Linked DNA regions of Homo sapiens: region 2 is linked to region 1. Evidence: chromatin loops called from intact Hi-C (ENCODE). Cell type or tissue: endothelial cell of umbilical vein. All regions are shown on one strand. Each heading gives the region's core, and the rest is flanking DNA. Links, peaks and the distances in the headings are about the cores only.

Evidence for each region. Hi-C counts contacts between places; a loop is a spot of excess contacts. Peaks named below come from ENCODE experiments on the same cell type or tissue, not always from the same donor. Only the 100,000 strongest peaks of a DNase experiment are listed, where the experiment ranks them.
Region 2: a loop joins it to region 1, with 4 times the contacts of the local background. A loop is called at or near these places in 4 of 110 quality-filtered maps.

The regions. Positions count from the first base shown.
Region 1 is chr12:85,301,116-85,317,100 of GRCh38, reverse strand. ALX1 (ALX homeobox 1) reads right to left here. Exons shown (of 4, transcript NM_006982.3): 4 at 15,317-15,946. The coding sequence ends at 15,626. Among named protein-coding and RNA genes, the nearest start is that of LINC02820, 8.9 kb to the left of the region's middle. In endothelial cell of umbilical vein, for the core only: a CTCF peak has its summit at 6,445 (motif pointing left); no DNase peak of the experiment used is centred there.
Region 2 is chr12:85,143,329-85,159,313 of GRCh38, reverse strand. LRRIQ1 (leucine rich repeats and IQ motif containing 1) reads right to left here. Exons shown (of 27, transcript NM_001079910.2): 20 at 6,945-7,034; 21 at 6,169-6,290; 22 at 5,556-5,651; 23 at 5,220-5,302. Among named protein-coding and RNA genes, the nearest start is that of LRRIQ1, 110 kb to the right of the region's middle. In endothelial cell of umbilical vein, for the core only: no CTCF peak of the experiment used is centred there; DNase peaks (open chromatin) are centred at 2,523 and 3,323.

The sequences.
Region 1 (15,985 bases), core at 2,649-10,648:
ATGTGAAAAGACCAAATCTACATCTGATTGGTGTACCTGAAAGTGATGGGGAGAATGGAACCAAGTTGGAAAACACTCTACAGGATATTATCCAAGAGAATTTCCCCAGTGTAGCAAGGCAGGCCAATGTTCAGATTCAGGAAATACAGAGAATGCCACAAAGATACTCCTCGAGAAGAGCAACTCCAAGACACATAATTGTCAGATTCACCAAAGTTGAAATGAAGGAAAAAATGTTAAGGGCAGCCAGAGAGAAAGGTCGGGTTACCCTCAAAGGGAAGCCCATCAGACTAACAGTGGATCTCTCGGCAGAAACCCTACAAGCCAGAAGAGAGTGGGGGCCAATATTCAACATTCTTAAAGAAAAGAATTTTCAACCCAGAATTTCGTATCCAGCCAAACTAAGCTTCATAAGTGAAGGAGAAATAAAATACTTTACAGACAAGCAAATGCTGAGAGATTTTGTCACCACCAGGCCTGCCCTAAAAGAGCTCCTGAAGGAAGCGCTAAACATGGAAAGGAACAACCAGTACCAGCCGCTGCAAAATCATGCCAAAATGTAAAGACCATCGAGACTAGGAAGAAACTGCATCAACTAACGAGCAAAATAACCAGCTAACATCATAATGACAGGATCAAATTCACACATAACAATATTAACTTTAAATGTAAATGGACTAAATGCTCCAATTAAAAGACACAGGCTGGCCAATTGGATAAAGAGTCAAGCCACATCACTGTGCTGTATTCAGGAAACCCATCTCACGTGCAGAGACACACATAGGCTCAAAATAAAAGGATGGAGAAAGATCTACCAAGCAAATGGAAAACAAAAAAAGGCAGGGGTTGCAATCCTAGTCTCTGATAAAACAGACTTTAAACCAACAAAGATCAAAAGAGACAAAGAAGGCCATTACATAATGGTAAAGGGATCAATTCAACAAGAAGAGCTAACTAGCCTAAATATATATGCACCCAATACAGGAGCACCCAGATTCATAAAGCAAGTCCTGAGTGACCTACAAAGAGACTTAGACTCCCACACATTAATAATGGGAGACTTTAACACCCCACTGTCAACATTAGACAGATCAACGAGACAGAAAGTCAACAAGGATACCCAGGAATTGAACTCAGCTCTGCACCAAGCGGACCTAATAGACATCTACAGAACTCTCCACCCCAAATCAACAGAATATACATTTTTTTCAGCACCACACCACACCTATTCCAAAATTGACCACATACTTGGAAGTAAAGCTCTCCTCAGCAAATGTAAAAGAACAGAAATTATAACAAACTATCTCTCAGACCACAGTGCAATCAAACTAGAACTCAGGATTAAGAATCTCACTCAAAACCGCTCAACTACATGGAAACTGAACAACCTGCTCCTGAATGACTACTGGGTACATAACGAAATGAAGGCAGAAATAAAGATGTTCTTTGAAACCAACGAGAACAAAGACACAACATACCAGAATCTCTGGGATGCATTCAAAGCAGTGTGTAGAGGGAAATTTATAGCACTAAATGCCCACAAGAGAAAGCAGGAAAGATCCAAAATTGACACCCTAACATCACAATTAAAAGAACTAGAAAAGCAAGAGCAAACACATTCAAAAGCTAGCAGAAGGCAAGAAATAACTAAAATCAGAGCAGAACTGAAGGAAATAGAGACACAAAAAACCCTTCAAAAAACTAATGAATCCAGGAGCTGGTTTTTTGAAAGGATCAACAAAATTGATAGACTGCTAGCAAGACTAATAAAGAAAAAAAGAGAGAAGAATCAAATAGACGCAATAAAAAATGATAAAGGGGATATCACCACCGATCCCACAGAAATACAAACTACCATCAGAGAATATTACAAACACGTCTACACAAATAAACTAGAAAATCTAGAAGAAATGGATAAATTCCTCGACACATACACTCTCCCAAGACTAAACCAGGAAGAAGTTGAATCTCTGAATAGACCAATAACAGGATCTGAAATTGTGGCAATAATCAATAGCTTACCAACCAAAAAGAGTCCAGGACCAGATGGATTCACAGCCGAATTCTACCAGAGGTACAAGGAGGAACTGGTACCATTCCTTCTGAAACTATTCCAATCAATAGAAAAAGAGGGAATCCTCCCTAACTCATTTTATGAGGCCAGCATCATTCTGATACCAAAGCCCAGCAGAGACACAACCAAAAAACAGAATTTTAGACCAATATCCTTGATGAACATTGATGCAAAAATCCTCAATAAAATACTGGCAAACCGAATCCAGCAGCACATCAAAAAGCTTATCCACCATGATCAAGTGGGCTTCATCCCTGGGATGCAAGGCTGGTTCAGTATATGCAAATCAATAAATATAATCCAGCATATAAACAGAGCCAAATACAAAAACCACAAGATTATCTCAATAGATGCAGAAAAAGCCTTTGACAAAATTCAATAACGCTTCATGATAAAAACTCTCAATAAATTAGGTATTGATGGGATGTATTTCAAAATAATAAGAGCTATCTATGACAAACCCACAGCCAATATCATACGGAATGGGCAAAAACTGGAAACATTCCCTTTGAAAACTGGCACAAGACAGGGATGCCCTCTCTCACCACTCCTATTCAACATAGTGTTGGAAGTTCTGGCCAGGGCAATTAGGCAGGAGAAGGAAATAAAGAGTATTCAATTAGGAAAAGAGGAAGTCAAATTGTCCCTGTTTGCAGACGACATGATTGTATATCTAGAAAACCCCATTGTCTCAGCCCAGAATCTCCTTAAGCTGATAAGCAACTTCAGCAAAGTCTCAGGATACAAAATCAATGTACAAAAATCACAAGCGTTCTTATACACCAACAACAGACAAACAGAGAGCCAAATCATGAGTGAACTCCCATTCGCAATTGCTTCAAAGAGAATAAAATACCTAGGAATCCAACTTACAAGGGATGTGAAGGACCTCTTCAAGGAGAACTACAAACCACTGCTCAAGGAAATAAAAGAGGATACAAACAAATGGAAGAACATTCCATGCTCATGGGTAGGAAGAATCAATATCATGAAAATGGCCATACTGCCCAAGGTAATTTATAGATTCAATGCCATCCCCATCAAGCTACCAATGACTTTCTTCACAGAATTGGAAAAAACTACTTTAAAATTCATATGCAACCAAAAAAGAGCCCGCATCACCAAGTCAATCCTAAGCCAAAACAACAAAGCTGGAGCCATCACACTACCTGACTTCAAACTATACTACAAGGCTACAGTAACCAAAACAGCATGGTACCAAAACAACTGGTACCAAAACAGAGATATAGATCAATGGAACAGAACAGAGCCCTCAGAAATAATGCCGCATATCTACAACTATCTGATCTTTGACAAACCTGAGAAAAACAAGCAATGGGGAAAGGATTCCCTATTTTATAAATGGTGCTGGGAAAACTGGCTAACCATATGTAGAAAGCTGAAACTGGATCCCTTCCTTACACCTTATACAAAAATCAATTCAAGATGGATTAAAGACTTACATGTTAGACCTAAAACCATAAAAACCCTAGAAGAAAACCTAGGCATTACCATTCAGGACATAGGCATGGGCAAGGACTTCATGTCTAAAACACCAAAAGCAATGGCAACAAAAGACAAAATTGACAAATGAGATCTAATTAAACTAAAGAGCTTCTGCACAGCAAAAGAAACTACCATCAGAGTGAACAGGCAACCTACAAAATGGGAGAAAATTTTCGCAACCTACTCATCTGACAAAGGGCTAATATCCAGAATCTACAATGAACTCAAACAAATTTACAAGAAAAAAACAAACAACCCCATCAAAAAGTGGGCGAAGGACATGAACAGACACTTCTCAAAAGAAGACATTTATGCAGCCGAAAAACACATGAAAAAATGCTCACCATCACTGGCCATCAGAGAAATGCAAATCAAAACCACAGTGAGATACCATCTCACACCAGTTAGAATGGTGGTGATCATTAAAAAGTCAGGAAACAACAGGTGCTGGAGAGGATGTGGAGAAATAGGAACACTTTTACACTGTTGGTGGGACTGTAAACTAGTTCAACCATTGTGGAAGTCAGTGTGGCAATTCCTCAGGGATCTAGAACTAGAAATACCATTTGACCCAGCCATCCCATTACTGGGTATATACCCAAAGGACTATAAATCATGCTGCTATAAAGACACATGCACACGTATGTTTATTGCGGCATTATTCACAATAGCAAAGACTTGGAACCAACCCAAATGTCCAACAATGATAGACTGGATTAAGAAAATGTGGCGCATATACACCATGGAATGCTATGCAGCCATAAACAATGAGTTCATGTCCTTTGTAGGGACATGGATGAAATTGGAAATCATCATTCTCAGTAAACTATCGCAAGAACAAAAAACCAAACACCACATATTCTCACTCATAGGTGGGAATTGAACAATGAGATCACATGGACACAGGAAGGGGAATATCACACTCTGGGGACTGTTGTGGGGTGGGGGGAGCGGGGAGGGATAGCAATGGGAGATATACCTAATGCTAGATAACGAGTTAGTGGGTGCAGCGCACCAGCATGGCACATGTATACATATGTAACTAACCTTCACAATGTGCACATGTACCCTAAAACTTAAAGTATAATAAAAAAAAAAGAAATAAAAATCCATAGAATAAGGAAAAAATGCAAAACGTATATCTGACAAAGAACTTGTATTTAAAATATCAAAGAACTCTTAAAACCCAAAAAGACAACAACAACAACAAAAATTAAAAATGGGTAAAAGATCTGGGCACCTCACCAAAGAAGATATACAGATATAAAACAAGTATATAAAAAGATGCTTAATATCATGTTATCAGTGAATTGCAAATTAAAGCAATGAAATACCACTGTGCATCTTTTATAATTACTAAAATCCAAAACACGGACAACACTAAATGTTAGAGAGGATGTGGAGCACGAGGAAGTCTCATTCATTACTGGGGCGGATACCAAATCATTGAACCGTTTTGGAAGACATTTTGGCAGTTTCTTATAAAACTAAGCAAACTCTTACCATATGATCCAGGAATCATACTCCCCGTAATTTACCCAAATAAGTTGAAATCTTATGTCCACACAATAATCTGCACATGATTGCTTATAATAGCTTTATTCATAATTGCCAACCCTTACAGCAACCAAGATGTCCTTCAATATGAATGGATAAACTGTGTTACATCCATTCATATGATAATGTGTTTTTCAGTGATGAAAAATGAGCCAAGTCATGAAAATATTTGGAGAAAACTCAGATGAAATGAAGTGAAAGAAACCAATCTAGAAAGACTATATACTGTGTGATTACAACTGTATGACGTTCTGGAATAGGCAAAACTATAGAGACAGTAAAAAGATAAGTGGTTGTCAAAGGTTTGGAAGAAGGAAAGAAGGTGGAACAAAGGGGATCCTTAGGCCAGTAAATCTATTCTGAATGCTACCATAATGGTGAATACACGTCATTATATATTTGTCAAAGCCCATAGAATGTACAGCACCAAGAATGAAACCTGTTGTCAACTGTAGACTTTATTTAACAATAATGTATTCATAAAGTCATATCAGTTGTAAAAATGTAGAGCACTAATACAAATATTAATAATAGAAAGAGGTAAACAAAACTCTCTCTGCTTTCTACTGAACTGTTCTGTAAACCTGAGACTGTTCTTGAAAATATAGTCTATTAACTGTATGTATATGTTGTACAAAAGCAGGGGTAGGTTGGGATTTTTTGTTCCATTTTCAGCCTCCTAATATCTGGTGTGCCTGTGAGCACAAGTAGGTGATCAGATATATAGCTCTGCTCTTTAGAAGGGAGACCCACACGTTCCCTTCCTCTTAAGGACTCCTTCGCTTTCCTCAAGATTACCCCCATGCTCCTAGTACTTCTCTGGTTTTCTAATTGGACTGTGTATTAGTTTTAATACTCTATGTCTTCGAGTTAGCTCCTTAGAAATCACTGAATAGATGGATGAGTGATTCATGTTAGTGAGGTAAGAGGGAACAAAGCAGAGAGCGCAGACTGGCTCAAATGCCTAGCTCCAATCTCTGTCCTATATCTCACTAGAAGTTTGACATCCGGAAATCTTAACCTCTCTGTGCTTCAGTTTTCTTACCTGAATAGGAGAATAAGAGAACCTACTCATCTGTCACATAGTGAGCACTGTTATAGTGTTTGATCAATAAAATTAGTGTTAATAAATTTATGTTCTTCCCTTATACAACTGTTGGGACTCCCAGATACAATACTTTAAGAGCTAACTCTATTGGAGGGAATTTCACACCAGCTAGCATTGCTGATGATTCTCTTGTCCCCTAAATCACATTAAATGTAAATATCTCTTACATCTGTGCAGTGCCACCTACTGGTAAAAAGAAATAAAAATTAAAAATAAGTGGATTTAATATTTTCCTCATTAATAATAAAATTTTTAAAGCACCCAAAAGTTTGCAAATATATTGAGACCTCAGATCTTTTGCTAGTCTGATATCTTTCCTTTGACCTATTTTTGGATTTTGAAAAAGCAGACTTTGCAAAACAAAAAAATTAATACAAGTACAAAATTTTAAAAGAAGAAATGCTTTTTTATTAATGCTTTGAACTGACTAGGTTATTTAGGGGTTAAAATAATAACTTTCAATTTGCATCTAAGTGTCAAAATTGCTGAATGGTTTACAAACTCAGAAAGACAAATAAAAGAGCAAGGCCAAAGTGTTGCAGGCCCATGGTAGATGAGCAGCTTCCATGGGGTTTATCAGCTGGGTTTACTCAAGATTGTGTCATTCACTTTAATAGCATTAGCTAAATACGTACTCTAGGGAAAGTAAGAAAGCTGCTTACTTACTGTGCTGTCCAACGAATTGGTAGCTGCTCTTTCCATGAATGTCACATAAGACTTTAAACTTGAAGAATGGACTTTAGCTAGGTATAGGCTCCAGGAAAGCGGAAAATAAAGTTAAAAAGAACAAGACATAGATAAAAAGCCTGGGAAAGACACTACAGAAGGGACATCATCAATAAGAGATAAATATATTAAAGAAGCTCATACAATGAGTATGAGACGCAAAGTACAATTAATCTTTCCCTTAGGTACGGTAAATTGCCCTAAAATTGGGTTTTTCCTCATTTTGCAATAGACCTTAATGCTGATCTCTAGTTTTTCTTTTATATGATGCTATCAAATTGGTTTTATCTATTTTCTTTCTTGATTTCTTGACTAATTTGACTTGTTGATATGGTATCTGAGGATAAACCTATGTGCCTTTTTTTAAGTGTCCTTTAAATTCTCTTACATGGAAAGGCTTAAATAGAAGATGATTTTTTCAATTCCGTGTTTTCGATTTTGTTGTGCTCAGATTCCATGAATTTACAAGATTGCTGTGGAGTACTAAAAAAAAAAAAAAAGCTTCTGTTAAAGGACTAGAATAAACTCAATCTGCCCCAAAGGGATTTGTTTGTTAATTGCTTTGGTCCACTTTACAAGGTCAAATCCATTCTCCTAATGACGAATCTCATCTGTTCTGGCAAAGAAAGAAATGTTTTCTTTCACTTCTACGTGTGGCAAGAGCTCATTCATCTCAGTAAGTTCTGAAGAGAAATCTAGCTACATCAGAGAGAGGAGTATTCAAAGGGCAACTGATGGCCAGGAAGATATATGGAATTCACTTTCTTGAGACAGACATTCAAATGGTAACAAGTGATAGAAAACAGCTCTATATTTCAGTGTGATGTGTGTTCGCTCCTGATGATTAAACCCCCTGTGGGCCATCTGCGTTTAATGGGTTAGAACTACTTTGTAGCTGCAGTTGTTTCCTTCCACTGCTTTCTTATTTATTTGAGAGGAGACCGATCTCCACTCTTTAAAAGTCAAGCATGTAAGAAACCCTGCCAAGAGAATCAGAAAGAAAAGGCAAATTTATAGCCTAGTGTTGTTTTAAGCATTTAGTAGTATAAATAAGAAGTGTAGATAAATGTGTACAAGTAGATGCATAAGTGACCTTTTGTTTATCTCAGTTACATTATTTGCCTAAATTCCAGAGCAGAATTAACCCAATTAGTTTATATAATGGCTTAATGCTGTCCCTCAGCTGAGCTGTTAGAAATATACATAACTGATGCTAGATGAGGGATGGTGTTCTTTTACCTATAAGTCAAGCCTTGGGGACTTCAGTTCATATCCAGTGATTTCTGTAGCTAAAAATAAGAATCCAGTGTGGAAATTATGGTAACTCGAAGCAATGTACACTATTGGTGTTATTAATGCAATCTAATTAAACTTTTGGTTTAAAATAGCAATGATGATAGTGGCTTTCTATATCTGTGGCTGTCTAACCCGAGACATGTCACATTTTACTAACATCTCATTACTTTTCTCTGACTTAGAAAAGTCAGCAGCCATAAGCACTCAATAAATATTTGCTGAATTGATTTGAACTCTGAGAACTGCGAGGTGAGATGGAACTGATCATCGGTGACATATCTGGCATCAGAATCTTGATTCTGTTCTGCCAAATAGTGACTTCAGCCAAAGCCAATGGAAACGTCACGTGAAGAACTTTAAATCTATGAAATCTTCACACAGCTACAAATGCTAATCTGAATCATGTAACTACATGAGCCTAGCAAATTCTCTTTTGCCATTATTTTCACTCTGAATACATTGACTATTTTTAGAGTTTCTTTTCTTAACGTTTAGTTCTCTTCCTAGGTCATTAAACATATTTCTAAGGTGTTCCTATGATTCCCTTTTTCCTGACTTGTTTTTCTTTGGACTAGAAAACATATCCACAAGGGTAGCTCCTCAGGACTTTAAAAACATCAATCAATATCACAGCTGGGAATAGAGGAGTTTAGATAAGAGATACCTATTCCTCCATTAAAACTCGGCTTATACAATTTAGAAAACAGTTTTGTATAAAGTGAGACAGACTTTAGCCAGGTGGGGCAAAGAGTTAAATTAAAGACACAAAAGCAATACCCAGCTGCCTCTTTTTCTTCTCCCATTCATGGAGTAGGGAGTATTTTTCCTGTAATGACCTCAAAATCTTCTCTCTCTCTTTTTTTTGGTCAGAGATCAAGGGATATACCAGGGTGAAACCTTATTCTTATTGAACTTTACTATCAGCTTTCTACAGATGTGCATTTTGAAGTGCACTTATAATTTTACCACTTTTTGTTATACATTATATATATAGATCTATTAAAATATGTATGCTATTTTTTCATATTATGAAAGTTTCAATAATGTCACCCATCCAACTAAAGTGAATATTCCTTGAAAACAAAGTCCGTGGCTTGAATTTATTCATAACCTCCATGGCTGGCATAGTACATTGTAGTATGAGCTCAGCACATTTTGTTTAAATTAATATTATTATAGAAAACTTGAAAAAAATTATTGAATAAAAAAACATTTTTCTGTTGAGCTTGAGAACTTTGGTCCAGTTAATAAACATAATAATAAAAACAAAATGAAATATTTAAAATTCGAGAAAAGTTGTGGAATGATACAAATCTTAAAGGATTACAAATATTTTAACTAGCATGAACATAGCTTTTCTAAACTTATTTGGGTTCTATTTAAAAGAAAAAAGAGAGAAAATGTCATTTCTATAAGTTCATATTCATCTTTCAAGGTCTGTTTCAAATGTCATCTCTTCTCTGTACTCTTCCATGACCTATAAAATATTAAATTAATTAATCTCTTACCTGTTTTCCACTAGCATTTTGCTTGAGACATGTTCATGTCATACTGTAATTATTTGTTTGACTCTCTGGTCTCCCCAACCAGCATGTTAGTTTCTCTAAGGTCTTGGATCAAAGTGGGTTGTCAATAAATGTTTGGTATATTGAGCAAAACTGAATTTAAAAATTCATAAATGAAGAGAAAGAAGTCTAACACTGACTTAACAGAAGGAAAAATTAAAGCCTATTTTAAAGGAATTTCATTTAAGTACTTCACAGAATACAATAAAATACTTTTAAAATGCATATCTAAATTATTTTTTTTTCATAGCTTAAAAAAAGTCTGCAGGATAAGGAGGCAGCAGGAGATGCTTTTGACAGGAGATCCTTATACTCTCTGACCCTAAGTTTCTTCATAATGTGAAAGGGAGATGATAATTATACCCACTGTCACAGAACTGTGAAAGTCAAGTGAGAAAATAAATATGAAAGTGCTCTGTTAATTTAAAACTTTATGCAACTTTTTAAAGGAGCTACCCTTGTGGATATGTTTTCTGGTTCAAATAAAAAAAGTCAGGAAAAAATATTCATAGAAACACCTTAGAAATATTTTTTTAGTGAGGTAGGAAGAGGACTAAATATTAAGAAGGAAAACCCTAAAAATAGTCAACGTATTCAGAGTGAAAATAATGGCAAAAGAGAATATCCTACGAACACTTTTGGCAATTCAGTAAAGTCTGTGAATTCTTACTTAGAAAATGATTTTAAGTAAAAGAAAATGCATAGGCTTAGGAGCGAAACCAAGTATGTTCAAATAGAGGCATCCAAATAGTTACAAAACTAACTCTTCGATGTAGTGATATCTGTGCATCTTTATGACAGATCAACAAGAGCCAGTAACAGAGCTAAAACTATGTCAATGTTGAAGTCATGTTTGAAAACTGCCTTAATCAAATTATGAATTTTAATTATAGTTATTGCAAGGAATCTACAATAACTTCATGAAAATATCTACTCTTTCTATTGGGGACAAATTCACAGGTATTGCGAATACTACTGACATCTATTGTCTATATACTAAATGAAAGAAAATGCTAAGATTTATTCCAGGTATTAGTGAAAATAAAGATTTAATTAGTTTCCATCTCAGTTCATGGAAACTCTAAATTATATTCAGACAGGCATCCTCTCCTATTTACTGTGTAAATAGCTCGTAGGGGGGTCCTTTTGCCTCCTACTGAAAAGCTGTCATGTTTTGACAATGCTAACAATTGTTCTGGATTATTCTCTTAAGCCTTTAAATTTTACCTCAAGGTAAACAGGTAAAATAAATATTGCAAGTATACATTATGTGAAGACACATGAAAAAACTTCAGTACATAAAGTTTCTTTTTTAAAAAAAAATCAAAAACATACTATAAAATAGAGTCATGATGAAATTTTCAAGTGAAATCATTTATTTGCCCCTTGGACATGGAAAACGCTTAGTGGTATGCAATTCTAAGAATAACAAGGCACTAAAAGGGCTTCTTTCAGCTCTTTACTATTTTATTCAGTAAAACTGAAGAATTAGCTAGTTCCTGTCTTGAAGCATTGTTCACCATCTTGCAGTACATTTCCAAGATTAATGACAATATGCTTATATAAAGAGAATTACTGAAACAAAAAAAACCTCTTTCAGCATTTACTATGTGCTATAAAATATCACATTTAATCATTTTTGAGATTTTGGGCCATAAATGGAGCTGTACTGCTAGGTATTTCATTTATGACTTCATTTGCATATTTGACCACCAGTGAAATTATTTAATACTACCTGGCGTATATAAAATATATATAATAGGACTTAGAGGCCAAGAGCTAAAATATTATTTAATATATCACTTTAATAAGTAGATTATCTTGCAAAAAGTCATACTTCTTAGTCAATGCAATATATGAATTTCTATAAGGAAATAATATCTGTTGAAGTTTTAAATGCCTAATTTTTAAAAGTAGAAATAGGTTAAAGAGAACAATTATGAGCTAAGTAATAAAGATATATTTTTACATTCTAATTAGAGAAAAGAGAGGTCACCACCAACTGGAATTTTAAAAATAAGATCATTTAAATTTTTCTCCTAAAATATTTGGTAGTATAAGTGACAAATATTTTAATACAAAATATGCTAACATAATTACTTATTGTATAGAATATTATCTGAATTAAATGTTGAAAGACAGAAATAAGAGCCACTGATAAATTTAGGAAATTAAAATTTTCAAAGCTTATATAAACACTGTAATTGATCTTTTCACTTCTTATTTCATCCAAGGCATTTTTTTAGTTGCTGGTTAACTAAAACTATAGCATTATATATAGAACAGCATTACATAAAACAGATGGAGGCTGGGCGTGGTTGCCCACGCTTATAATCCCAGCACTTTGTGAGGCTGAGGTCAGAAGTTCGAGACCAGCCTGGCCAATATAGCGAAACCCCGTCTCTACTAAAAATACAAAAAATTAGCCTGGCATGGTGGCAGGCGCCTGTAATCCCAGCTACTTGGGAGGCTGAGACAGGAGAATCGCTTGAACCTGGGAGGCAGAGGTTGCAGTGAGCCGAGATCACACCATTGCACTCCAGCCTGGGCAATAAGAGCGAAACTCCGAAAAACACACACACACACACACACACGCGCGCACACACACACACACACACACACAGATAGAGGTGATATGTGAATTATACCATGGCAATCACAACAAGCACCAAGTGTCTGAGATGAGAAAGTAAAGATACAAAGAGAAAACAATGGCATATTGTCTTGAGAAGAACTGTATTAAGTCCAAAGGTATTTGAGAGAAGAAAGTAAAGAGACAAAAAGTAAACAATTGCATATCATCTTGGGAGGAACTGTGTTAAGTCAAATGGTCTGCCTGTTATCCCTCCCTTGAAGGCAAAATAAGCAGTCAGATGAAAGGATGAAACTAATACATTCCCATAATTTATACACACAATTTCATGAGTTTCCTCAAGGTTATATAGGTTACATAACTGTTATTCCTTTAAGATATGTTGTCAGGACTCAGGGCAAAGACTGCAGTGACTTTATTTTTCTACTTTCATAAGATATTATGTAAGAATAAAATACTTACTATTTAATATTCATAACAAATAAATAAGACACTTTCAAAAATTTATAAACCATTTCTTAAATTTCATTTTATCCTTAAGAAACTGCAACCTTACCTAATTTTCCCATAAATTTATCTCTCCTCATGAGGTTCAAGGGTTAACCATGTTGCTCAAGAAAAAGAGTACAAGAAGCATCTTTTAAACCATGTATGCAAGGAAAATGTATGGAAGGGGCAAATAGGGGATGAGATAGCCATGGGAACAAATGTCCATGTGGTTCAAATTACTTATTGTACCAAAACTCCCAATAATACTATCAATAATAAGCCCAAATAAAAGTAAGTAAAATGTTCCTTAGTTTTTTCTCTTAAGAAAAGTATATAACATCAATATGAATTCTAGTATTGAAACTTAAATTCAGAAGGAGCAAGAGAAAATTCAGGAAATTCATTTTATGTACTTTGTTTTAGCTTTATCTTACCCTATTATATCAAAAGTTCATTTTATTTATTTTTGGCAACTTGAATACATAATAAAAATTCACTGTGTAAAAAAGGAAGTTGGAATGTTAACACAGGAAAATTCATGAGATTCTTACTGCCATAATACAATTTGAGGCATGGCTGAGGGTAAAAACTTCAGGCATGTGTTTGTCCAGGAAGATTGTGAACTCATAAAGGACAAGAACTATGATTCCATTACTTATTTTATTATTGCAAATAGTCCTTCATCTATGTTTTTAAAATATGTGAATTATACAGAGAATTATAGATGTAAAACCTTAATTAAAAAGATGTTTCAATTGAAAAAATAGTTATAGAAGCTCCAACTAATTATTACCTAATTATTAAGTATAAGGAGAAAAAGACTAGAAAAACTGAGGAAGAAAATGAAATTTGAACTTGACAATATGACTTCTGTCTCTCATTTGAAAAATATATGGTACTAGCCAAGGGATACTAAAATTTAAATTAAAGAGGAAGAAAATGAAAATGAACACTATTAATTTGTGAAATTTTTGAAAAGAAAATCTTACCTTTTTGTTTTAAGTTTTAGTTCACAAATTCCTATTAACCACATATATGAATATATATGAAAATAAGTCATTCTCTTCTAAAACCAAAAAGGATATTTAACAGCTGCCTAAATAGACTTTTAACAAAAGATCTTGCATGAAAGCATAATTCTCACAGCCAAATTGAACACATTTCTTTTAGAAACAAAAATAAAGAAAGGGAACACAAAAGTAATAAAGAATAAAGTATTATGAAGTCAGGGAATGTTTGTTTAGGACATTACTCATTTCTATCATCAGCTTGATTTAAAATTTTATTACAAAAGATGTTTAATTGCTATAAATATTTTCCCACTAAGAAGATACACTTACGGGATTTAAGTACTTTTTCCAAAATTTAATTTTAAAATTCATTTATTCTCGTCCTTTAGCCATTAGAGCTCCCAAGCATATTCCTAAAGTCTGCAGGAACCACAAGAAGATTCTACAGAGTACAAAGAGCTCAGCTCTAATCTGAGCCATGGAAGTCATCTTCATTTCAATTAATTTACTTTGCCTTTATGAACTTAAGAATCTTTCATGGAGGTTGACATTTCACTCATCTGAAAAAGCTTGGAATGTGACAGGGTAAAGGGAGGAGAAGTAAATCAAAGGGGTTAGCAATTTTCCAGATGCAACGTATTTTTCTTCTCTTCTTTTCCAACAGAAATTTTAGAAAGCTTTCTGACATTTTAATTCTCTATGCAAAAACCACAGTAGCAAAAAATGCTTAAGGCATAATATGTTGAGAAACAAACACACATGCATGTAAGCATGCACATACCCACAAAATACATATAAATTCCAACTCGCTGATGCTTTAACAGAAAATGTTACTTTCAGTGTAGTATTAATTAGTGGTTTATGTGCACAGTTTAATCAACACGATCTTAGTTTAAAAGCAACAGCAAGGTTTATAAATTTTTTCTTGTTTGTGATGATTAAGTAATTGAGTCTATGCTGGCTTCTTCACTGGAAAAATGACATTTATAAAGTCCGCTCCCATGACTATATTTTCAATCACACCAGAATACTTCAGTTATCACCTTTAGCCATGTGGCTTCAGGAAACCATGCCCAAATATCTCATGCGAATGTTGGTTATTTTAAAAGATCCCTTGTTTAACAGAGTGGAAATTCACTAAAACATCAAAGGGTAAAAACAAAAACAAAAATGAGGCTTGAAAATAAATTCTCAGCAACAGGGTTTTTGCCCACTGCTTTTTGGAGAGAGAGAGAGAGCAGTTAACTCCCCAGAACACCCTGATTCAATATTTACCTGACGACTTTGGCATCTTGACATTTTCCCCAGTGCATTTCCTTCTTTATCAGGTATTATTTTACATGAGATTTCTTGTTATACAGAAGTAACATAAATCAATCTATAACAGAAGAATTTGTTTAACACATTTATTCTTTAATAAGTTGCGTGATCATATTTCATTGACTTGTACAATAGAAAAAGAAAACCTTACTACTAAAACAGGGTTTGTGGAGACTGGCACATGGTAAACCTATTTAGTCTTTTCAGAGGTTCATTCTTAGATTTTAATGTTAAATAACAACTATTCATTTAAGCTGGTCTCACTGAATATCTTGACCTTTAGCAATTCCACACACAGCAGCTTATTGTGGTATCCTTTAAATATGAGAAATAAGAATGTTTAACTTTGCTATTAAAAGAAAAATAAAAGAGTACTGTATGTTACATGGCCCATGAAATATTGGCGGTGTGCTCCTTGGCTTTCATTCGAAGAACTGCGATACTGGAAGACCTCCTTTCAAACTCTGGCTTTGTTTCAAATGCATGTCCATTGGTTGCCCCAGTAAGAAGAGAGTCAGTGAAAAAATTGTTGAGGGGCACGTGGCTGAACTGGTTCTGGTGGTTTGAAAACCCCGTGTAACTGGAATCTGTCCGAGGCGAGTGAGAATAAGGTGTCATACAGGAGGAAGTGTCACGTGGTAACATGCATGAAGTAACCACAGAACCACCACTTGCATTTCCTGCCCACAAATTGTTCTGAATCTGGAATATATAAAACAACAAATATTACATTTACATGTT
Region 2 (15,985 bases), core at 97-8,096, 160 kb after region 1:
AATACATAGAACCATAATTGGCTCCATTTCATTTAACACAGTGCACTGAACAGAAGCTATGGATATTTTATAAGTTCTTTGGCATTTCTTTGGCCAAATAATAAAACAATCATACTTTCCTCATACTATTATCAAGGTCAAATAATTTAATATGTACAAAATATTTAGAAAGGTTATCTAGCTAAAGTTACTCAAAATAATTTTATTCTCCAAGAGCAATAGTGCTACATTATCAGTCATTCTGATTGCATCAGCATAAATTGATTTAATCTTGAATTAATTCAAATTGCAAAGGGATAATTATAAGAAGTAAGAAACATAGTACTTTTAGATAGAAAAAAAATCACTTGATTTTGATAGTCCCTGAAAATACCACTGGTAATAATGCAGTATTCTTACCTCAATAAAAAAATGAATAAATAAATAAAAACACAACCCAGTTAAAAAAAAAGCCAAGGGATAAGGTAATTGTAAACAGTATAGTTTGTTACACGTTTTTATTCATTATAAAGTCAGTTTTGTACACTTAAGTCTACTCCTCTGTGGTAATCAACAGCAGGTGTAAGTTGCCTTATAAACATAAATCTTTTTATCTCCCAGCAATGACTTGCCCAGTGTTGGGGAAATAGGTATTAAATAGATGTTCAAAAATGTTTCAAGAAACCCCTAGGTAAGTAACCATGTCCCTATTATGCATGCATCTCTATACTTAACAGTTTATTATTTCATTTAAATAATATAATTTTAGTTAAGCATTAGAGTATCCATATTATTAAATTCCTTGTACAATCCCTTTTCAACTTCTATAATTCTAATTTATCTCATTGTTTTATTTTAGTATTTTTCTTCTTACATACAAATCTGGTTATTATTACCCATTTTTTGCAGGTGTAAAATAAGGTGTATAGCAGTGCTGTAAAATAAGCTTGAATAACTAGCAATATTTCATAATCTTAAAAGGAGTACTATTTACTAATTTAAATTTTCCCAAATATAAGCATATATTTACATGACTAAAATGCACACACATACTGTAAAATGTATATTAGTGACTTTTATCTAGTTTTTTTTTTTTAGTCAATTGACATTCATTGGATATCTACCAGGTGCTAGGCATGGTGGTAGTAGGTCTGAGATGTCAAGAGTGTTTCAGCCCTCAAGGATTTTACTATTCAGATGAATTTTATTATTAATTTTTTGTGGTTGAGAGCATAACACAGTAACATCTGATCAAAATTCTTGTAAAATCTTTCTGAAAATTGATGTGGTAAACAAAATAAATCTTGAATAAACTTCATTTTGGTAGAGTTTTGTCTATACTATTCCCTGCTGGTCCCTCCCCCTTAACATTCTTTAGTTACATTTATTATCATTCTGCAATCTGATGGCTTTGCTATAGCCCATGAGTTGTTTACTTGACATAAAAAATTAGCCTTTTTTTAATGCTGGCTTAATTCCTGGCAAAAAATCCATGTTAGGTCTTCGTACTATGTTCCTTAAACCTCTTACCAGCTAATCTCCACCAAAATCCCTATACTCAGACCCCATTCTCTCTGAGCACTCTGAGGAGTGCTCCACATCAAAACCAAACACCCACTCCCTTTCTGCATCCACCTCATCTCAGTCTTGCTACCAATTACACTCAGTGTTGTGAGATTATTGACCCTGCATGTTTTCAATAAACCAGTAACTCTCACCTTACACAGGATCTTCTTCACTGCACTACTGAATTCTAAACTTCCCTGGATATCTGCTAAATTTCAACACAGATCACCAAATTCTGAAACTGCTTCTGTGTATGAAGCAACAATAAATACAAACAAACAAACAAATAAAACCCAGAAATACAAGACCAGTCATTATTGGTTCAAGCTTATGCCAATCAAGAGGTTAAAAGCAATTACTCACTAGGAAAAACAACCACTATAACCCAAACATAAACTGTATAAGTAATGATAACTCCTCACAATTTTAGATTTTACCGTGTAGCTTTCAATCAATTCCTCCTCTTCCTTCTCCACCCTCCTCCTCTTTTAATCAGATGGTCTCACTTCTACCAATAGAAGTCATCGATACTAAGTCTCCCCTAGTAGCTGCCCATACCACATCTTTCCTCGCTCAGTTTGTTGCCTCTTCATAAATGAGCTTCCTCATATTCTTCCCTCTCTCTGCAACTGATTCCATTACATTCTACTTTCTTAAATTAATTGACCCTCTGCTTTTTGCTGTATTTTCATTTTCATCTTAAATAAATAAAATATTATTGACTCATATCCCTTGACTGATAAAAACATGTACAAAATACAAACAGAAAATATGAAGTGCTTGCTACTGAGCGCTCTAAGGTTTTCTGTGGCAGAAATTTGAATTAAAGCTACCATACTTCTTGCAATTGTGCTCCATTTCCTTGAGGATTACTACTTTGTTAGATTGTAGGCCATAATTTATTACATTAATTAATTGTTTGTATTCTCTGACACCCCTCCTGCCATGCTCCCCACTCCCGTAGATCTAGTTAGTCTCGCAGCAGTTTTATAGACGATGTTGCTCTCTAGTGGCTTAAAAATTTCAAGTTGGCAAGTTGTCTATGTAAGATATGTATCTCCAAGTATATTTAAAAACTGCTAGTAAATCTTTCAGTGTTTAACCAAATTTAGATATTTAAAACATTGTTTTAACTCATTAGTGAGTAAAAATTTAAATTATGGTCATTATTTGAGACAGATGCAAGTAAGTTAATGGTATATCACAGATCGATTGAATTATAAAACTGGAAAAAGTACTGAACATTTTTTATTCTATAAGAAGAAAACCTGAGGCACAGAATCTTAAATAATTTGCTCACAGATACAAAATGAAATAAGTTCTACATCATCAACTGAACAGAAGATAGACAAAATGTGATGATTAGAAAATATCTCTCAGATTTTCTTTTTCATGCTTTTCACCATTAATCCTCTCTTTAATGTTTCTAATCTGTATATCTGTTGTGAATGAAAAATAGAATGAAAAAAGTGAGAAGAGTATAAAACTTATCACTAAATTTTACATTTCAGCGTTCATGTTTTAAACATAAAATGTTTTGTTTCATTATTCTAATATATTGATAAAAAAAGCAAAACAAAAGTGATACATAGAGATACAAAACCTTACACGGTAATAAGAATGCAATTTGGATTATAATCATGTTATTGGAGTAACAGTCCCCATAAATATTATACAATTGCCATTTAGGATTTTAACCTAACCCAAAATGTTAAGTTAAAGATGTGGTCATTAAGCTGGATGTCTGGTTACTTTCTTTCATTTGTTACCCTGTCATGCCCCCTTGTGACTGATAAAAGAGGTTTAATTTTTGCCTGATAATTATCTCTAGTCGTGGCCATTAAAGCAATGATTTTTATGTACTAGCATATATTCCTTACTGAATCCTCTGCTAAAACACTTGCTATGCTGCTTTATAAAAAATGTTCTCACCCCCAACAAAACCCTCAATTACAAGAGTTGGCAAGAAAGACCTATATATTTCCCAGAGACGGAATCATATGGGAAGTCTGACAAGCTAAGCTTTTCCTCTGCTTTCACTACTGGAGGCTATTTATTGCAAACATTACAAATACTTTTAAAAGTGGGCCTAGCAAAATTCCTTGAATACAACTATGTCATAATTATTTGTTGAATATTGGCTGAATCAGTTCTTAAACCACCTCTGATATTTGAACTTGCCCCAGGAGTTTCAGAAATTGTTATTATTCTCAAAACAGTTGTTTAAAGAATGTTTTTGATACTGCTGAAGATGGGTAGAAATAGACATCAAAGCAATAATAGAGTTTATTACACTACCAGATTTACACTACTAGATTCTATATCTAGAGAACTGAAAGAGAATCTCACTATCGTTAAGAGTCTGGAGTTACTATTTCACTGGGTAACCACCACATAGCATTCAGTTCAGAGAAGCCTGATGAACTTAATAGGAGCTTACAAAATGAGAGTGCAGGAGGTACAAACAAATTAAAAAGCAAGGTGTTTATATTTTCTTTAAAAATGCTTGAAATGTTAATGTTTTAAACCTGAAAAAATTTACTACTCAATAAAAATGTTATCACAAAAAAGTAAAAAAATTAAGATATCACTAACATAACAATAAGGTATGCAAGTTGAACACTTCAGAATATAAAAATGAATCACCAGTAACTTATCAATGGCTAGTCAGTGATGTGCCAATAAATATCAGTTATTCCTTGAAAATCAAAAGCACTTTTGCAACATTTACTTGTTTTAAAATGTTATATTTATATCTGGTTCTTAGAATTTACTGAATTATAATTAAAATATAATTAATAGAAAAAGATAAAAATAGTTTTATGAAATATTTTTTCATATGATTACATAAGCTAGATCTATAGGAAAAGTATACATTTATTGCACTGCTCATGAGTAACTGGTCTTTTTTGGAAACTTTTTACTAACAGTAAGAACTTTAGAAAACAAAACTGATGTACAAAAGAAATACATGTTCTTATATTTATATGAGTAAATATTTACAGTTATATATAAAGTTACATGCAATTATTTTAAATAGTTTTAATTAAAGATATCATAATATCCTGATATTTCTTCTCTGACTCCATATATTAAGTAATTACACTAAAATGATTAGAGGTATCCAAAGAAAAACAAATGATTTAAAGAGTAGCCTTGTAAGTGGGATAGAATAAAAGATGCTTTAGAACATTTCGCAAGTCCTACAAAATCATAAAATATATAAACTTTGCTTTTCCAAGATTCTAAGTTGTGAAGTCTTCATAGCTAAAATCCACTGAACTGATAAATTTATACAATTTATTGAATAATCAAGCAATTTAAAAGCACGCAAAAGACTAAGGAGTGAAACAGATACTCTTTAGAGTCAACATTTGCCAAAATGAACCAGTTTTAAAACAACTTATAATTCTCAGTACACAATAGCTAGAACAATCAATAGCAAAGTATATAAGAAAGAGCCGAAAAAGTAAAAATAGTGTTTAAGAGTATAAATCATTCAATGGCATAGCATAATTTTCTCTTAAGTTTTATTTTTTTTCAGAGTATCTTAGACATAGTCATCTGTGAATTGATTACTGTTCTTATTAAACATAATTTATAAAATATATTTTAAAGAAGTTATCTTCAATTTTCCATACACAGTTATTATTCAAAGAGCACTAATTACTCACCTATTTTTTTCTTTAGTTTCTTCGATTTCATTTTCTGTGCCCTCTTCAACATTTGCTGAGCAGTAGAAATATCCTTAAAGCCCCTATTAAAAGATTAAATATAATAAAGGTAAAACAAATACCCGGATCATATTTAGATATGCATATAAAAATAGACATGCATATCTGAATTATAGCATACTAAAATAAATGTGAATTCCCATTTAAGAAACTAAATTGGATGGACAATTTATAAAAAACTAATATAGGTATTCTTAAAATCTTGAAAAGTATCTGTCTTGGACTTTTAGCAATCTCTCAATTTTTTAATTTATTAGTGTCAAATTGACTACATACCATTCTTCTGAAATTTTTTTTTCTTTTTCAGATTTTAGCAAACTCTTTCTACTGGTCTTTGATTCAGGTGTCCAGGAAGAAGTTTTATTTTCTGATCTGGCAATAGAAAAAAACCACTTTTAACTGAATCAACACAAGTATATCAGCACTTTTTAAAACTACAAACTGTTTATGTTGTCTCAAACTTGGAAATAAAATCTAAGTTAGCAAAAAACATTATCTTGAAAGGCAATAAAAGTCTGCCATTAATTTAAAATGTTTACATTTCAATTACTTGAAGCATATTTCAATCCCTTTGTGAAAAGTAACATAGCACTGGAATTTTTAGTCTAATCATTATCTGTACCTATATAGTATTTAAAGATCCACTTGTTTACAATAATTAATTACATTGTTTCCCTGACATATAAATTTTGTAGTTGCTTTAATGTACCTACTTCATTCATTTTCCTTACACTGAAAACTCTTCATGACCATGATGTTTTTAACACTAAATATTCTGTTTCCTAAACAAGTAAATTCACATCTAGTTTTATAATTGTACTACTTTTGTATGATATGTAATACTGTTGTCATTCACAAGTTGATTCTCTAAAACAATAGTTTAGCTTACCTGCTATTAAATTGTGTGTGTTCTGAAGAAGACAAATTTTCTTTGTCATTACATAACCATGCTTGAGCTGGATTACTTGGTAAATTAAATGAAGTATCATCCCATTTTAAGTTTCCAGGAATCTTTTCACAAAAAAAGTAAATAAGTGTGAAGTAAAATAAAAAATCCTAGCATTTATGTTGTATTATTTTACATGCATATTACCAAATAGCCTCCTAAGGGAAACTCATTATAAAATTAAAATTATAATAAAATGAAATTTATGTAATATATTATACATGTCCTTTGTTGTAGTGGTGGAAATTATGCTTTTTGGGATAGCTCTCACATAGAAAATGATTAATTGCAAAGATCTTTAAAAATCTCAGAAAACTAAAACTTCAAAGATTATCAAATAAATAACAGATATTGCAGTCCATTGACCTCTGACTGAAAATCTTCAGCTGTTGCCCTCTTAATGCATATTTTTGTATTTTTAAAGTGCTGTCAACTAGTGATTTTAGTCTACTGCCAAATATGCAGCTGAAGCATATCATTTTTTTTCTTTTGCTACTGTGAAATAAAGTGTTGAAAGAAATCCAAAATAAAGAAAAAAAGGAGCAAATGAAAGAAAAGCTACATGAAAAATTACATCTGGGGATGAGGAGGAAGTCAGAGGCTTCTAAAAGTAATTATGTTTTTCAAGTCAATAAATTGTATTATTAATCACTGCAACATAGCATAACCTTAAGAAATGAGCAAAGATCGAGGACTCAGAAGTTTCCATGACATGTTACCTTTGGCCAATGCAGCTGGTTTGAAAGAAGCAGTGTTTGTGAAGGGAAGCGGGTGGAATCTAATGCTAGCCATTCTTCTTCTAAGGCAGCCTGCACAAATAATATTAAAATGTATGTAATTTAGCTTACATAACTTTTACAATGTTTCTTTTAATTCATCTTATAGACTACAAATGTTGACAAAGTATATCAGAATTTTTATTTACAGGAAATTTTCTACTTACTATTGTGAGATGATATTCATCTGTTTAATGAAAACATGCTAAAAATGGGATAAGACTTTTCATCCCTAAGTTTTGGATAAAGTGAAAACTTGATATTTGAATGCTCTAAAAAATGAGGTGCAGACTCTTCAGTGTATTTAACTGTTTATAACTATGACTCTGAGCCAAATCTAGATGGAACTGAGTAAAGTCATTTTTTTAGCTCTTACACTACAGACATCACTATTGAAAATTTATAGTATTTTAATATGTTAGTGTCAATTTTTCTATAAAGTCTATAAACCAGCTTTTTCTTAAATTTTTTTTATTTTCACAAATTTTCTGAATAGAGTAAAAAAACCACATTTTGTGGCAATGAATTAAACAATACAAGGAACATGGTCCCTGATTTATATTCTCTAATTCAACTGTTCAAAAAACAAAATTATAAATTTAAGCCCAAATTTGGAAATTCCTGTTTTAAACTCCCTCTCTTAAGACATATTTCTCCAATTTATGGAATTTCCAAATTTACTCTATCTTTCCACAATGGAACCTGCTAATTATATTAGTGTTGTATAATTTAGGATGTAATTATCTGATTTTTACTTGATTGAATATATAATATGGCTTAGAATTAATTTCTATGTTTCTGTAATTTTTTGGGGGAAAAAAGATGCTTAGAATACCAATTTTTTTTAAAAAAGGTTGTAAAATAATCAAACATTTTATGATTTAAAACTAGAATAATTTATTCTGAGGGGATGTAAATGCAATTTTTCATTCACACAATTACAGTGTGTCTTGACTGCCTTTTGAAAGACCATTGGAAAGGCAGGCCTAGGACATATTGACTACAGGCAGGTAGTGCAATGACAGAATTTCACTTAATGAAATTTAGTCTTAGGATACCTAACCAAACTTGCACCATTTGAATGTTATGTAAATAGTGTGCCTCTATTCAGTTGCTAGACAGATCAATTGTTAAATTTCTTCTAGGTAGCGAATATTAACATATACATATATATATATATCATAGTTATATATGGTTTAATATATATTTGGTTGAAGAATTGCTATTTGTCAGTTATATGAGAGGAATAAATTCAAGAGCTCTTTTGCACAACATGGTGACTATAGTTAATAACAATATAGTATATTCTTGAAAATCATTAAGAGAATACATTTTAAGCATTCTCACCACAAAAAAAATGTTAACTATGTGAGGTAACGCACATGTTAATAAGCTCAATTTAGCCTTTCCACAATGTATACATATTTCAAAATCTCATGTTTTACACAATAAACATATACAATTTTTATTTGTCAATTAAAAATTCAAATTTCAGTATTTGTAAATAATTCAATATTTGTTAAAAAAAATGCGTTATTGGAAAAAGAGAGAGGCAGAGAGAGACAAAGCTCTCTCACCAGAGCCATGAGTATTCCTCCTTCTCATCCTCACAGAAAGAAAAGGGTTGAAAATGGCAATCTAGAAACAATGGCTACAGTTCAAGGAGACTCTAAAATAAAAGGAAACACATATGCTTTGGTACTTTTGGAAAATTACAGAAAAAAAAGATACGGCCATTTATTTCTAATGTATTTAAGCCATTTATGTTGATTGCTTGTTAAATCAGGCTAGTAACTCAGTAAACTCCCACTGATTTATACAATCAGAATTCTCTCTTTAGCTCATCATGAATGACAAATAAATCTAATGACTTTTCTGTTAAAATAAGGTGGGGATGGAAATTTTTATTTGATGTAAAATTGTAAACAGGATTTAGAACTTAGAGTTTTTTTGTTTTTTCTTTTCAATGACAAGGGAAAATCCAGTCATATCTCAGGGAAGATCAAGGGCCAGTATATCAGCTATAATTGAATTAGTATTTTTATTCTGCTGAAAACTGCTAAATTGATGAGAAAATGTGAAGGAGACAATATTACAAAGGCAACATGCCACCTGAGGAGTGGTTATGGAAAACGACCAGCACTGTCAGGCAAGTTGCCTGACTCTTACACTGATTTTATACAAACAGCCTTTTTAAAATTTTTGTTTTCTTAAACACCTGCCAAACCATCTACTTTTTATATTCTCTAGAAATCCAGCTGTTTTCTCTCTTCAGCAGGACAAGATCCCACAAAGCACAATAAACTTCTTTGCCACATCATAGAGATGTTGATAGAGTGCTCTTCCTTGGAAAGGCTACATAAAGTCTGGATAAAATTGACATTTTCTAATTAATATTTAAAAGTACAGAAAACTTTGAAAATACCTTTTTTTCCTGAATAGAAAGTTTATAGAAACTTTTATAGAATCCCAGAACAATTATTTAACTACTATCTCTTAGAAATTTCTAGAAGCATAAAGAGAAGGTTTTATATAAAATGTTAAAGATGCTTTTGGTAATTATATAATCGCAACAAAAATATGTTACCAAGACAACGAATTTATATGTACTCAAGCTTATTAATATCAAATAGATTTGGCATTACCTAGTATGCTGAGGGAAATAAAATCTCAAAATGTCAGGAGGAATTGGCTAGGAGTTATAAATATACCACTGTTTTTTAAAATGTATGTTAATATATCATGCTTACCACTGCAAATTTATACAAATTTCAGTTGTTGCTTAATAAAGCCTTCTACTCACATAGACCAATGGAACAGAACAGAGACCTCAGAAATAACACCACACATCTACAACCATCTGATTTTCAGCAAACCTGACAAAAATAAGCAATGGGAAAAAGATCTCCTGTTCAATAAATGGTGCTGAGAAAACTGGCTAGCCATATGCAGAAAACTGAAACTGGACAACTTCCTTACACCTTATACAAAAACTAACTCAAGCTGGATTAAAGACGTAAATGTGAAACCTCGAATCATAAAAACCCTAGAAGAAAACCTAGGTAATACCATTCAGGACACAGGCATAGGCAAAGACTTCATGACGATAATGCCAAAAGCAATTGCAATAAAAGCCAAAATTCACAAACGGGATCTAATTAAATTAAAGAGCTTCTGCTCAGCAAAAGAAACTATCATCAGAGTGAACAGGCAACCTACAGAATGGCAGAAAATTTTTGCAACTTTCCCATTTGACAAAAGTCTAATATCCAGAAGTTACTAGGAACTCAAACAAATTTACAAGAAAAAAACAAATAACCCCATCAAAAAGCGAGCAAAGGACATAAACAGACACTTCTCAAAAGAAGACATTTACATGGCCAACAAACATATAAAAAAAAGTTCAACATTACCGATCATTAGAGAAATGCAAATCAAAACCACAATGAGATACTATCTCACACCAGTCAGAATGACAATTATTAAAATGTAAAGAAACAACAGACGCTGGTGAGGCTGTGGAGAAATAGGAACACTTTTACACTGTTGGTGGTAATGTAATTTAGTTCAACCATTCTGGAAGACAGTATGGAGATTCATCAAGGATCCAGAACCAGAAATACCATTTGACCCAGCAATCTCATTACTAGGTATATACCCAAAGGAATATAAATCATTCTACTAAAAGACACATGCACACATATGTTTACTGCAGCACTATTTATAATAGCAAAGTCATGGAACCAATCCAAATGCCCATTAATGATAGACTAGATAAAGAAAAGATGGTACATATACACCACGGAATACTGCACAACCATAAAAAGGAATGAGATCATGTCCTTTGCAGGGACATGGGTGAAACTGGAAGCCATCATCCTCAGCAAACTAACATAGGAACAGAAAACCAAACACTGCATGTTCTCACTCATAAACGGGAGTTGAACAATGAGAACATATGGACACAGGGAGGGGAACAACACACATCAGGGCCTGTTGGTGGGTGGGGAGGCAAGGAGAGGGATCTGTGAGGACAGGTCAATAGGTGCAGTGAAACACCATGGGACACGTATACCTATGTAACAAATCTGCATGTTCTGCACTTGTATCCCAGAACTAAAAGTAAAATAAATAAATACATTTAAAAAAAAAAGAAAGCCTTCTGTTCAGATATTCTTTAAATTACAACCGAGGATCTGGAAAGCTTTCTAGCTACTTGAGAATTATTATCAAATGTACTTATTACTTATGTATTGAAAATGAAGTTGAACTTGGATAGATTTGTAACTGGCAATGGAGGCAGTGTTCATCTGGAGACATCACTTCTGGTTTTGGATTTGCAGCCTTTCTGATACAGCAATCAGGTACACTCCTATGGAAAAGCACCTATTGTCGTTCTATTTGATTCCTTTAGAAACTAAATGACTGGCACTTAGAGTTCTTGTGACTCACTGGCTTGATAATTCCCATTTTGGGTGGGACAACTTGAATTCAATGACCAACAAGGTGAGAAGGTCCCAAAAGGTTTCACTTGTAAAAAGAAAATGGTATACTCAAAAATGTGCCTCAGTAGCATTCGGTTTCTCATGAAAAAAAAAAAAAATAGCAGCTATCTATCTCAGGGAATACTCATCTCCACTTCACTGCCTGAACCAAATTTGATGTCTCACAGGGACCTCAATTCACCCAAGTTCGCTTAAATTCTTGAGCCTGGTTCAGTGATGGTTTGGCTAAGCTGAAAGCAAGCTGATTCTTGGACTGTTGCCAATGGCTTAACAGTTGGGTCTGCCACATGAAAAGCCAAAGACACCATGACTTGGGCCCTCAAACAGGGAAAACAAATCACAGCTGCCTATAGCCCTGTCTGTGTTATTCATACAGATGCCTATGGTAAGGGCCCATTCCCTAATAAGAATGACTGGAATCAAGTAACTGATTGGGTCTAACTTTATATCTAAGGTAGACCTACTTTTTATATCAGACTTGTGATTCCTGAAAAATTTTCTCATTTGTCTTATAGTGAAGGATGTCTCTCATCTCGTGGATTTTTGCCCCTTCCTGTTGGAAAATTGACTACACTACACCTTCAAATCTTTGCCACTGTTAATATCTTTTAGGTTATCCATCAGCTGGCTTTGGCCATACAAATGTGGCCTTTGAAATTAGTTGCCTAAGTTTTCAGTTTTCTGTACCATTTGATTGTGACAGTTGTGACACAAGCTAATCAACAATGAACTGATAGTCTGCGCCTACCTCTATCACCTCCTTCTATCGACACATCTATATAAAGCAATTTTATCAGTGAGCATGGCTCTCTCCCAAAAAATATCATATTCTTGCAGTCACTTCCTAGGCAATGATTAGGAAAAATGCATGGAAGGTAATATAGATCTATTTGGACAACTCAGGATTCTATCCTGACTATTCCTGGGTATGATGAGTATCTCTTTTCTCTAACAGCGAGTATAGGCCAGAATGATTAAACAAGGTACAGCCTGGCCAAAAGAAGAGTAAGAGTATTCAAACTAATCTTAGTTATGGTTTATAAAAGTGCACTTGTTCCTTGTTCCTGAACTTTCAAGATGAAAGGTCTAAGTGTTAATACAGAATGATTAGAAAAATGGTGAAGTTATAACTATTGAAATGTAACACCCTAATTTTGAGGGAGTAGGTGGAGAACAAAAAACCAGAATCTTTGAAAGGAATACCTTAAATCCTGGGAAGCATGAAAGAGGGAGATTTTTATCTTTTGAACTGCCCCTATAGCCTCCTTCAAAAACAAAAACAAAACTTCTGCAGGACTGTCCCAAACTGCTGCAAGCACCTTAAATTTAACTTACTAATGGACCTGCCATCCCCTTCCAAGGGGCTCTGAACAGAATTTCATAGTAATTTATCTTAAGTTTACTAAGAAATCCATCAAGACAGCAGGGCATGGCCCCAGATGTTGTACTTCCCTTGTGAAACAGATGTGGATATTTTCCCCATCCCCATCCTCAGTCATCCCATGGGGTGGACAATTACCACCTAGAAGGTGTGGTGGTCATAACATACTTTTAAGTGTTAAGTCAACAGCACTATAGCCCTAGAAAGCATTCAGTTCAGCTTCAACTCGCTGACCAGGGTTATTCTGGATGGCAGAATTGTCCTGTAATTCCTTCCTGAGGGAAAAGAAGGAGTCCAGCTATAGTTGGATTAAAGTCTCAAGCCTATTGGGAAGATCAATTTAAAAATTAAGGAGAAAACACCTGGACTATTGATAGTAACCTTAATTGCATGAACCATGAGGCAAATCTAATTGATTTTTGTCCCAGCCCCTGTCAGATTATTCAGGGTGGCCACTGGAATAGTATACTTATTAGAAAATTTCTCATGTAAAAACAAGGGATGGATATTTTTGGGATACAATTCTCCATGGATCTCTAACAATTCTGCATGACTTACGACAGATTTTGTTACAGACTATCTTTCCAAAGATGTTCATAAAACTAACAGAATGGGAAGGCAGAGACTGTGTTTCCCTTTGGAGTAGAGGGCAGAAATTTGTTTGCTGTCTGGTGTAATAAAGATAACAACTTTCTGTGGAGCACAGGATGGGCAGGGTTGCTAACAGCCGTTTAGAAGACATGGGATATCCTAGGCTCAAGACTACTAGGAAGACATTCTTCAGATTTCCTCCTATGGAACTTGGGGGAAAAGGAGAATTGGTACATGAAGCTCTTGCTGCCTGCTGTTACAGGTAATAACTGTATTTGTCTCTTGAAGTTTCATTCCTTCTATCAGCATCCTAACTTGTTAGAGTTCATGTAGGATAAAATCTCAGATCCCTCATAGTTCTTGGCACTTAATAAATTAGGGTAAACTATACTTAACAAAACTAAAATAAAATGACTCTTGGTTGTAAGTGTTCGTGGTTAATCACTTGTTAAATGAAATCACATTTCAGAGAGGCAACAAATCAATCTAAGGAAATATTTCATGGACAGTTGATCTAGGCTTTTGGATCCTGGCTAATTTATCATGATAATTTTATATTTACTCCTCTTATAAAAATTATAATTAACTGAAAACATTCTAATATATTTCTGATATTCCCTAAACTTAGAGCTATGTTTTTTCTGTCTATTTACCTATCCTGGCACTAAGCATGGTGTCTGCCATATTGTAAGCATTGTTGGCAGGAAAGGAAAAAATAAGTTTGAGAAGATTTTATATAATTACATAAGGATATGTCTTAAAAATCCAGAAGTTTTAATCCTAAAGGCAACTATTTTTTTCAACTAAATCAGTGAAAAAAGGGAAATCCTCGTCAGGTAAGTTTTGTATACAGAAAAATTTAAGCAAGAAAAAAGAAAACAAAAAAACAAAAAACAAAAACAAACAAACAAAACAATTCAATTACATCATCTGAAGTTTTAAGATGATTTTAAAATAAAGTGATGGCAATGGAAAAGGGGTAAAGATAGGTCACATGAAGTAATCTCCGCATTGCAAACAAAATTATCCACTTAAAATATGAACAATATTTAACTCCCTTACTTGAAACCCAATAATAACATTCTATCACACTTGAAATAAAATCCAAAGTGCTTGACATCATATCCTAGGCCTAATGTGGACTGATCCCTGGCTACTTTTGTATTTCTTCTCTTCTCTATTTTTTCTCCTTTACTAATCAGTCTACCTATTGTAAACTTTCTCTTCCTTTATTACGCTGATTTCCTATTTCAAGCCTTACATACTTGCCTGACACTTAGCCCAAAATAGTATACTGTTTTGTTTATATGAAACTTATTCCCTCACTTTATTTTCACATCTCTAGTAAAGTGTTATACCTTACACAGGCCTTTCTTGATCAACCAATTAAACACTATGCTCTATATCTTAAACTTTCTTAATTTTTACAGTAATTTTCAATATCTTATTTTCTACTATATATTTATATATGTATTTATTGTCTGTTACCTCAAATAAAATGTAAATACTATGAAGTCAGGGATCTTATCTCTTTTCTTCACTGTGGTAAGAACAATGCCTAGAAGATTTAAAATGATTGTTTAGTACTGAAATACTCATTTATAAATATTTCAATTCTGGATTTGGAGACCATTATCCTAAGTGAACTAATGCAGGTTCAGAAAACCAAATACTGCATGTTCTCACTTATAAGTTGGAGCTAAACAATGAGTACACATGGACACGAAGAAGGGAACAACAGACACTGGGGCCTACTTGAGGGCGGAGGACAGGAGGAGGTGAGGATCAATAAACTAGTTGTCAGGTACCATGCTTACTACCTGGATGATGTGATAATCTGTACTTCAAACCCCACGACACGTAATTTACCTATATAGCAAAGCTGCACATGTACCCCTGAAACTAAAATTTAAAAATTTTAAAAAGATTTCAGTTCTGGCTCAATACAGGGACACACCTCTTGCTTCTTTAAGCTGACTAAAAAACAAAACATAAACACCTGATAGAAAGATATCTGCAAGTGATCCAGGTATTGCATTAAATTACAAAGGTTTGAAAATACCATACTTATTATGTTCAACAAAATAGTGGACATGATAGAAAATTTCAACATATAAATGGAATTTATAAAAAAGAATCAATTAGGAATTTTATAACTAAAAATAGAATAACAAAATAAGAATATAATAGGCTAAAAACATCATGAGTTAAAGTAGGGAGCATGATTAATGAACACAAAGTAGGTCAGTAGGAAACATCCAAATTAAACCACGAACACTCCATGACATTTGTCTGAGCAATGATTTTAAAAATATGAACCTAAAAGCAAAGCAAAGATAGATAACAAAAGCAAAAAATAGACAAATGGAGTTACATCAAATTAAAAAGCTCCAGTGCAGCAAAGTAAACAACGAAGAAAATGAAGAGACAACCTACATAATGGGAGAACATATTTACAAATCATATATCTGATAAGAGGTTAATATCCAAAATATATAAGGAACTCA